Linked DNA regions of Homo sapiens: region 2 is linked to region 1. A link is a contact called in ENCODE Hi-C or POLR2A ChIA-PET data. All regions are on one chromosome and are shown on one strand. The core of a region is the stretch at or near the end of the contact, and the rest is flanking DNA. Distances in the headings are between cores, read along the strand shown.

Evidence for each region. A loop is a pair of places that touch in the nucleus more often than their neighbours do. ChIA-PET counts read pairs that join two places held with the same protein, here RNA polymerase II (POLR2A). Pooled maps may share reads with other maps.
Region 2: a pooled map shows a loop between it and region 1 (4-fold over the local background). The contact joins the enhancer-like site here to the promoter of HNRNPL in region 1. A Hi-C loop is called at or near these places in 2 of 50 pooled maps. POLR2A ChIA-PET finds 5 or more read pairs at or near these places in 8 of 52 experiments (GM12878, HEK293, Panc1 and 5 more).

Annotation. Positions count from the first base shown.
Region 1 is chr19:38,847,386-38,852,554 of GRCh38, reverse strand. It overlaps HNRNPL (heterogeneous nuclear ribonucleoprotein L), which reads left to right and starts at 2,569. Exons shown (of 13, transcript NM_001533.3): 1 at 2,569-2,855; 2 at 5,121-5,169. The coding sequence starts at 2,589. RefSeq lists enhancers at 1,792-1,861, 2,192-2,281, 2,432-3,369, 3,442-3,531, 3,370-4,308 and 1 more and silencers at 332-711, 2,432-2,691, 2,702-3,241.
Region 2 is chr19:38,581,224-38,586,392 of GRCh38, reverse strand. It overlaps RYR1 (ryanodine receptor 1), which reads right to left. Exons shown (of 106, transcript NM_000540.3): 102 at 1,294-1,450; 103 at 391-455; 104 at 202-302. Among named protein-coding and RNA genes, the nearest start is that of MAP4K1-AS1, 13 kb to the left of the region's middle. RefSeq lists an enhancer at 2,235-2,484. Within about 2 kb of position 2,737, at least 3 of the 41 ENCODE cell types and tissues checked have a DNase peak (open chromatin) inside an H3K27ac peak, as active enhancers do; they include GM12878, where a contact is called at or near this core.

The DNA of each region.
Region 1 (5,169 bases), core at 1,320-3,819:
AAGGGACGCGGAGCCCGAACACCGCGGCTCCAAGGTCTTCCCGCTCCTTTCTCGCCTGGTTTCCTCCATTCCCCCGCGGGGCGACCCTCGGTCTCCTGCCGTGTCCCCGCTCCCGCGCCCCCTGCCCCCAATTTTTCTTCCCCCCACGGGGCTGAAAAAAGGTCGTGGTCCCTTTAAGGCCCGCCCCTCCCTCTCCCAAAACTTCCCAGTGTCTGCTCTTTTCGATCCGGGACGGCCGGTCAGGCTCGCCGCCGAGCTGGTAGGGGCTGGGGGCGAGGGGTGCGGGAAGGTGACCGGGGCACTGGCGGGCGGCGCCGCGCGCGGCCGGGGGCCAGGGTCCGAGCAGCGGGGTGGGGGCGGGGCGGTGGCCGGGAGCGCGGGGGGTGCGGGTCACCAGGCCGGGCCGGCGGCCTGGAACGTGCGGCGCCGGGGAGACCGTTCCGCCGTGCTCCGGCCGTGCGCGCCGGCGCGAGGGGCGTCCGGGCCGGCCGCGGGGGCGGGGAGGGGAGGGGCCCTCTCTCTCCCCCTCCCCCCACCGCATTCCTCTGACGTTGGGACGGAGCGACCCCGCCCTTCGTCGCGACCGGCCCGGCCTCCTCCCGTCACGCGGGCCACGTGCTTCAGACGCGGCCCCGCCCCCGTCTCTGTTCCGTTGGCGTGGTCGGATCTTCCTGGTGTCCGGGGGAGCTGACCGAGGTCCCCAGCAAGGCCCCCTCCCCTAACTTTATTTCCCCTCACCGGCAGAGCCACCAGGCCTGTCCCCTCTTGTATTGCCATAAACCCCATTTTTTCTGATAGGGTCTCGCTCCGTCGCCCACGCTGGAGTGCAGGGGCGCGATCACGGCTCACTGCAACCTCGAAATCCGGGGCTCAAGCGAGCCTTCCGCCTTGGCCTCCCCAAGTGCTGGGATTACAGGTGTGAGCCACCACACACGGCCTCCATTTCAAACTTAGTTTCCACCCGGACCTCAACTCGAAATCCCCCATCAGCCGGGCAGAAAGGTCCTGGAGCACTTTTGGGGCGTCCGCCGCGTTTCTCACGACGCTAGCTTCGCTTTTATTTCTTTTCCCCCCTTTGGCGATATCGTCACTTGCCAATAGCTTCGCTAAGGTGTTCCCCCCCACACCCTGCGCGGGCAGCCCCATAATGTTAAATGCCGTAGGACGGGATCCCGGGTTAATCCCCGTTTGACCCCGCTGCCTGCGCGTGATAACTGGGGCGCGCTCCTCTCCACCCCCCAGGCTCCGCCAGTTGGGCTTCGCCGGAGTCTGGAGATACCCTCCGACATTCTCTTGGTGCAGTGCGGGTGGTCTTACCCCGCCCTTGAGGAAGAAAGGCCCGACGCAGGCACAGATCACAAGAACGCCTCCCCTGTGCAGGGGGCTTGCACTGTGCCAGGTGCTGTACTGGGCGCTTGGTAGGTGGCCACCCTCTCCAGGGTCGGGGCCAGGACCTCCTGTGGTGCTCAGAGGGGTCGAGCTGTCAGGTGAAAACCACTGGCCCGAGTTATGGCTTTGAAGGGAATCCTGGGGGTCTGGGATGGCAGGGACCTGTTAATTTAGATCGCACGGACAAGATGACTTGGCCCTTAGCTCCTGCAGGAGGGGTAGTGGACTATTGCAGGTGGAAGGGACTGCATGGGCACACATGGAGAGTGCGCGGAAGAGCCTTCTCCCAAGGGAAACTGAAAGGGGTTGCGGCTGAATTTAGAACTGGACAGGGTCCGAAGACAGTCGGCAGCAGCGAGTGGTTTTCTACTGAGGAAAAGGCTCAGATTTGGGATTTTAACAATTCCTCCTAGAGGTAGAAATGAACACGGTATAGTGATGGCGACAGAGATACCCTGGGAGTTCCTGTCAATCTTGGTCTAGCCTTCCGGCGCACACACAGCGGTCGCTCCATAAGGGGGCCCCGCCTCTGGGCGGTGCCTGAAAGCGTATTTGCGCATGCGTTCTCGCCTTCGCTCGTTTCGTATACTGCACCAAAGAGCGCCTACCCTGGGGCGGGGCTCCCCATTTCATCCAATCAGAGCGTATCAACAGTCCTACCATCTGGTGAGAGGGTGCGCTCCACTCTCCATTGACCAATCAGTGGAGACGCAGAAGAATGGGCATCTGTAACCACCACTGGAGAGAGACCAAAAAAGGGCGGGGCTTCCTTGTCTCCTTGCGAAGTGGCGCGGGAAGGTCGTCATTGTGACTGGTGCTGACGGATTAGCGAGGAGACCAATGAAAGTGGGAGGGAGGCGGAGATTCTTGGGAGGTTTAGAGCGCCGTTCCTATCAGGTGCTTTTAGGGAGGCCAGCAGCGCCAGAAATCCGACCTATCAAATTGGATTTTATTTTAAGGCGGCGGGGTCGACGGAAAGACTGGCAGAAAGCGACCACCTATAAGGAGTGTCTCAGACAAACAAGGGCGGGCCCTCCTGCAGAACGGCGTGGGCAATGTCCAATAAGCGCGCAAGGCGTGTGGCGGCCTACCCTCCCCCCGCGGCGGGACCAGTGGCTCCCCCTATCGGGTGGGGGCGGCGGGTGACGGGCGTGTCCCTCCCCCAATGAGAGGCGGGGGGAGGCGGGTTCTGCGCCGCCATGTCGCGGAGGCTGCTGCCCCGGGCGGAGAAGCGGCGTCGGCGGCTGGAGCAGAGGCAGCAGCCGGACGAGCAGCGGAGGCGGTCGGGAGCGATGGTGAAGATGGCGGCGGCGGGCGGCGGAGGCGGCGGTGGCCGCTACTACGGCGGCGGCAGTGAGGGCGGCCGGGCCCCTAAGCGGCTCAAGACTGACAACGCCGGCGACCAGCACGGAGGCGGCGGCGGTGGCGGTGGAGGAGCCGGGGCGGCGGGCGGCGGCGGCGGTGGGGTGAGGCCAGGGCCCTAGGCGCTGGGAAGGCCGGGAACTGGGGGACAATTTCCCAGCTTGAGGGCATTTTATTTTTTGAGGGGGGCCTCTGCGCACGCGCCCAGGCCATCGCGTCGTTGACGGTGTGGGGGAGGGGCGGCCGTTGGGCAAACGGCGGGGTTTGCGCGAGGACAGGCGCCTGCGCGTGCGCGGGGTCCGGAGCGGGGTGTGGGGGAGCGCAGAGGAAGTAGCTCGTGAGGCGAATGGCCCAGTGCGCAGGCGCCGCGGGCTGGCGTGTGGGGGCCGGGCACGCGGCCCGGCCGGTTTTTTTCCCCTTTATCATTTTCTTCGCTGGCTCCATGCGCAGGCGCAGTGTTCCCGCCCGGCCTCGTGGGCGGTTAGGGGAGCGCCTGGTGAGCGGGAACGGGTGGGCGGCGGCCTTGTTCTCTAGAGTGGGGAATTCCGTCTGATGGCAGCTTAATCTCTAAGGCCCAGCCTTGTGTCTATACAGAAATGGATGTGTTTGAGCCTAGATGCTCTCATTTTTGTAGGCATTGAAAATGGGAAGAGGACTTGTGAAATGCACTTTTAGCCTTTTAGGAGTTGAGCGAAGCCTTGAAACCATCACAAGTTTGCTTACAGTTTCCGGGGATTCACTGGGTACCGAGGATTTGATAAACCAAACTATTTCCTGGCCATGTTGGAAGCATTTCGACCCCCTGTAATCAGTCCCTCCGAAAACACCAGTCGTTGCTTTTGGAGTGGGGCCCAGTCCCCACTCTTTCCAAAATCTTGAAGTCTTACAGGGCCGCCTATTTGCAGGGTTTTCCAGGGTTTAGGGGTTACGAGTTGCTAGCGTTTTAATCTTGGCCTTGTCCCACACATTTTAAAGACATCTTAATTGAAAATCCTTAACGCTTCCTGAGGTTGGGGGAGATACTGGGATTCCCGATTTACAAAGGAGGAAATGGGCCAGGAGAGAGATGAGATGAGGTGAATTACTGTAGGTGGCACAGCTAGTGAGGGGCAGGGCTGGAGTTAGAACTCCCATTTGTGGGAGCTGCTAACCTGGCGGGAGTGCCTCACCCTGTGGTTCGCGTGGATCGCTCCTGAAATAGAATCCAATTCTACCCACCTTCCACGCACTTCTGCCCAGTGATTCTCAGACAGGGGGCCGGCCCCAGAGCCCAGGAGAGGCGGAAGAGAGTTAATCTTTCTCCTGATGACCAGAGGCTTTTGTCGGTGGGTGTAAGATACTTCTCTTAGGAAGGAGCAGTCGGTTCTTAATGGTATGGGTTGGAGTCTCTGGTCTTTCTAAAAGACTTTCCATCCGGGAGTGGGGGCTCATGCCTATAATCCCAGCACTTTGGGAGGCTGAGGCAGGCAGATTACCTGAGGTCAGGAGTTCGAGAACAGCCTGGTCAACATGGCAAAACTCCGTCTCTACTAAAAATACAAAAAAATTAGCCAGGTGTGGTGGCGAGGGCCTGTAATTCCAGCTACTCGGGAGGCTGAGGCAGGAGAATCGCTTGAACCTGGGAGGCGGAGGTTGCAGTGGACTAAGATCACGCCATAGCACTCCAGCCTGGGTGACAGAGTGAGACTCCATCTCAAAAAATAAATAAAAGACTTTTCTTGTCTGGTTTTTCTTAGTCTGACCTAGGCAGTAATTTCCAAAGCAGATTTTGGTGGGAGGGCGATTCAAGACTAGAAGGGGTCAAGACTGGCCTGGCTGCCCCAGTTTCTGGGGCATGTGTTGTTTTTTGCCCTGACTGAACCTGGGTGTGAGTGGTGGGGAACAGGTGTGCTTAGCTAGATGATGGTGGCTCAGCCAGTTAAAGGGCAAGGAATTTGGGGCACATGCAAAGGGGATGTCCTCATTCAAACTGTAGCAGATAGCTGTTAGAGCCCTTGCTGCCAGTGTATCTCCTTTTCCAGCTACTCTTTTCCCATGTTTCCTTGGTCGAGTGGACCAGTGGGAAGAGAGGGGGGTCCCTGGAAGAACGTAAGATTTGGGACTTGTGTGGCCCTCCCTCCGTTATACCTTCCTCAGAAGCTACAGCAAGAGCCAGTGGGCAAGTGATCACCCACTCAGGACCACTGTTCTGCTGACCCAGAATCCTTCTGGGCTGATTGGCTTCAATTGCTGCCCCTAGTCTTTCCTGTGCATCCTTCACGGATGACCTCCAACTGTTTTATCTGACTGGGTCTACAACAGTACAGAGGCCAGTGGGGCGTCATCTTGTACAGCAAGAAAATAATTCTTGTTTTTGCTTCCTTTCTCAGGAGAACTACGATGACCCGCACAAAACCCCTGCCTCCCCAGTTGTCCACA
Region 2 (5,169 bases), core at 1,488-3,987, 270 kb after region 1:
CCACTTGGCCTCCCAAAGTGCTGGGCTTACAGGTGTGAACCATCTTGCGGGGCCCCACCCTTACCTTCTGATTGGCTGGCAGGGAATCTGCCCACATGGACACTACACCCCCTTTCCTAACTGGCCAAAGCTAAGTACCCCACTGCTGGCTATTGGCAGCCATGCCCCCCACCCTCCTGACTGGCCAGTGTGTCTGCTCACATGTAATTGGCCAGGTTGTGCTCCTCCAGCGTGTGAGTCTCGAAGCCATGCGGTGTCGTATCAAAGTAGTCACTGCCGATTCCACAGATGAAGCACTTGGTCTGTGAGTGGCAAGAGACATCAGAGTGGAGGCCCACTTGACCCCCTGAATCCCGTAATCCCTCTGGGTCACCCCCAGACATGACCTACCTCCATATCCTCCTTCACTTGCTCTTGTTGGTCTCGGAGCTCACCAAAAGCGTCGATGATCAGACCTGGGGTGGCAGGACACAAGTCAGTGCCCGACCTCTGACCTGGTTCAGACTCCCCCCTCTCCAGCTACCTACCTCCAGGGCTTGCCCTCCATCCCCCATTTCCCTAATCTCACCCCTAATCTCGCTTCCTAAGAAGATAGTATTAGGCCTTTATTGGCCGGGTGCGGTGGCTCACGCCTGTAATCCCAGTACTTTGGGAGGCTGAGGTGGGCGGATCATCTGAGGTGAGGAGTTCAAGAGCAGCCTGGCCAACATGGTGAAACCCCCTCACTACTAACAATAAAAAAATAAAAAAAATTAGCTGGGTGTGGTAGCATGTGCCTGTAGTCCCAGCTAATCAGGAGGCTGAGGCAGAAGAATCGCTTGAACCTGGGAGGTAGAGGTTGCAGTGAGCCAAGATTGCACCACTGAACTCTGGCCCGGGCAACAGAGCGAGACTCCCTCTCAAAAAAAAAATTATACATATATATATATAGACACACACACATATATATAAATATATATAAACACATATATAAATATATATAAACACATATATATATAAATAAACATATATATATATATATATCTCAGGCCTTTATTGAGCACTCATATGAGCCAGACACCGAGCGCCTATGAACTGACTTAATCCTGATCACAACCTATGAGGTTAGTACCATTGACACCCTCGTTTTGCAGATGGAGAAACGGAGGCCCCGAGAGGTGACTTGCCCAAGGTCTCACAGTAGCGAGAGGTAGAGATGGGGTATGAATGCAGGCCGACTGGATCCTGGGCCTGCATTCTTAGCCATGGAGCTAGCCTGCCTCCGGGCCCTGAGCGCCCACTCCCAGCACTGACCCTGGATGATGGCCAACAGGATGACGATGACGAAGAAGAAGAAGGTGATGTCGAAGACCACCCTGTAGAGCTCGTATTCGTCACCCGCGGGGTCCTCGATCTCGTCCCCAATGCCTCCGCCAGCCCGGACACCCACGTACATGTGAAACAGGTAACACTGAGGGAGGGGAGCACACTGGTCACTCATTCATTCGACATTCACTGAGTACCAGCCAAGGCCCCGGGATAGGCAGGGCTGAAGACATGGTAACGACTGAGACAGCCCTGGGCCCTGCCCTCAAAGGGCTCACAGATACGGCATCAGACAGGGACCAACAGCCAGAAATGGTCAGGGCTGTGACAGGAACAGCACGGGCAGGGGGGTGAGGGCCAGGTTGGGTGTGGGGCGCAGGCAGAGGGGTCAGGGCCAGGATGGGGGGCACAGGCAGAGGGGTCAGGGCCAGGATAAGGGGGGCACAGGCAGAGGGGTCAGGGCTGGGATGGGGGGCACTGGCAGGGGAATCAGGGCCAGGATAAGGGGGGCACAGGCAGAGGGGTCAGGGCCAGGATAGGGGGGCACAGGGAGAGGGGTCAGGGCTAGCATGGGGGGGCACAGGCAGAGGGGTCAGGGCTGGAATGGGGGGTACAGGCAGAAGGGTCAGGGCCAGGTTGGGTGGGGGGCACAGGCAGAGGGGTCAGGGCCAGGATGGAGGGTACAGGCTGAGAGGTTAGGGCCAGGATAGTGGGGCACAGGCAGAGGGGTCAGGGCCGGGATGGATGGGGGGCACAGACGGAGGGATGAGGGCCGGGATGGGTGGGGGGGGGCACAGGTGTAGGGATCAGGGCCAGGATAGGGGGGCACAGGCAGAAGGGTGAGGGCGAGGATGGGAGGGGCACAGGCAGAGGGTCGAGGCTGGGGTGGGGAGGCACAGTGTGACCAGGGATGAGCTAGGGGAAGCACTGGAAGCTTTAACAGCCCGCTGGAGGCATCTGATCCAGCCTAGGTGATCAGGTGAGGCTTCCTGGAAGAGGAGGCAGGTGTGAGCTGAAACCTAAAGGAGGCCTTAGGTGGAGGGGTGGTGGGAGAGTGTTCCCAGCAGAGAAGGCCACATGCTGCCTCGCCATCAGTGAGGAAAGAGTACATCCTGCTGCTGTGAGGAACTGAAAATGGTTGGGTGAGGCTGGAAAATAGAGCTCCTGTGCAGGAGAGCAGGGAGAGATGAGGCAGGGCCTGGGCATGTGGCTCTGTGGGCCCTGGCCCAGCCCGCGGTCAAGGGGCTTCCTGTAGGATGTGGCATTTAAGTGGAAAGGTGAGGTATCAAGTGAATGGGGTGTGTGTGTATGTCAGGCCTGGGGTAGGGGACAGAGAGAACATCAGGTGCAAAGGGCTTGAATTGGGAGAAAACACACAGTCCTAGGGGAACTGAAAGAGGACCAGGCGGCTAGAAAGCAAAAAGCAAGAGGGTTTGCGGTTAGACCCAGGCAGGGCCAGCCCTTCCCAGGCTTTGTAAGCCACGGCAGGGTGATTCGACTTTATCTACAGTGGGCTGGGGAGCCACAAGAAGGGTCTGAGTGGGGGTGGGGAGGGAGCATGGTCTACCTGGCATTTGGGAACAACTTTACATATGTTTTTTTTTTTTTTTGAGACAGAGTCTTGCTCTGTTGCCCAGGCTGGAGTGCTGTGGTGCAATATTGGCTCACTGCGACCTCCACCACCGAGTTCAAGAGATTCTCCTGCCTCAGCCTCCTGAGTAGTCGGGAATACAGGTGCGTGTCACCCCACCCAGCTAATTTTTGTACTTTTTTCTTTTTTTTTTTTTTTTGAGATGGAGTTTTGCTCTTGTTGCCCAGGCTGGAGTGCAATGGCGTGATCTCGGCTCACTGCAACCTCCGCCTCCGGGGTTCAAGAGATTCTCCTGCCTCAGCCTCCCAGGTAGCTGGGATTATAGGCGCCCACCACCACATCCCACTAATTTTTGTATTTTTAGTGGAGACAGGGTTTCACCACGTTGGCCAGACTGGTCTCAAACTCTTGACCTCAGATGATCCACCTGCCTTGGCCTCCCAAAATGCTGGGATTAAAAGCGTGAGCCACAGCGCCCGGCATACACTTGTTCTTTCCGTGTCCCCAGGATGTGAGAGAACACAGTCATCCTAGAGTAAAAACTAAGATAAGTGACTATAATGAGAACGAGGCTGTGGGCAGCGAGGCCGTGTCTGGAAGAGCCTCAGATGTCAGGTTGAGGAGCTGGACTTTGTCCTGAGAGCAGGGAGGAACCCACGGAGCCAGACTGCAGGACATCTTTGGAGATAAACCCCAGAAATGATTCTTTTAATTGTGGATTGTGGCCTGTGTCTCTAGTAAGTTCGCATCAATTTGGGTTATGATCACCATTATTAGAATAGAAGAGAAAATATAAATGTGCATTGAACGCTGGGTATACCTTGGGTGAAACTTTTTTTTAAACTTGACACAGAGTCTCAATGTGTTACCCAGGCTGGAGTGCAGTGGCGCAGTCATAGCACACTGCAACCTCAAACTCCTAAGCTCAAGCAATCCTCTTGCCTCAGCCTCCCACAGTGTTGGGATTACAGGCGTGAGTCACTGCGCCCGGCCTGGGTGAAACTTTTAATTGTGGATAATGATGATAGAAGCTAACATCTATATAATCCTGAGGATGTGCCAGGCACTAGTCTAAGTCTTTTTTTTTTTCCTTTTTTTTGAGACGGAGTTTCACTCTCGTTGCCTAGGCTGGAGTGCAGTGGCGCAATCTCGGCTCATGGCAACCTCCACCTCCCGGGTTCAAGTGATTCTCCTGTCTCAGCCTCCCGAGTAGCTGGGATTACAGGCATGCGCCACCATGCCCAGCTAATTTTGTATTTTTAGTAGATATGGGGTTTCTCCATGTTGGTCAGGCCGGTCTCAAACTCCCAACCTCAGGTAATCTGCCCCCCTCAGCCCCCCAAAGTGCTGGGATTACAGGCATGAGCCACCGTGCAAGGCAATGGTCTAAGTCTTTTAAGTCTTCGATAGCCAGGGAGCACCTATTAGTCCTAAAAGCAACTACTATTACACACTCATTTTACAGGTGAGGCCCCCAGGGCATAGGGAGGAGGTTGAGTAGCCTGCCCCAAAATCACACGGCTCATAAGTGGCAGGGGCACGCTCCCTGAGTACCTTTCCAATAATAATAGTTTGAAAAGCTCAAATAAGGCCGGGTGCAGTTGCTCACATCTGTAATCCCAGCACTTTGGGAGGCCGAGGTGGGTGGATCATTTGAGGTCAGGAGTTCGAGACAAGCCTGGCCAACATTGTGAGACCCCCCCACCTCCATCTCTACTAAAAATACAAAAATCAGCTGGGTGTGGTAGTGTGCGCCTGTAATCCCAGCTACTCAGGAGGCTAACGCAGGAGAATCACTTGAACCTGAGAGACAGAGGTTGCAGTAAGCTGAGGTCATGTCACTGCACTCCAGCCTGGGTGACAGAACGAGACTCTGTCTCAGGAACAACAACAACAAAAAACCTCAGCTCAAATAATATTGAAACAATGGCGAAGAGGTGTGGAGCACTCATATGCCTGGCACTGTTCAAAGTATCTGACATGGCCAGGTGCGGCGGCTCACACCTGTAATCCCAGCACTTTGGGAGGCCGAGGTGGGCAGATCACGACGGCACAGGCAGAGATGGAGACCATCCTGGCCAACATGGTGAAACTCCGTCTCTACTAAGAATACAAAAATTGGCCGGGCGCAGTGGCTCATGCCTGTAATCCCAGCACTTTGGGAGGCCCAGGCGGGCGGATCACCAGGTCAGGAGATCGAGACCATCCTGGCTAACATGGTGAAACCCCGGCTCTACTAAAAATACAAAAAATTTGCCAGGCGTGGTGGCGGG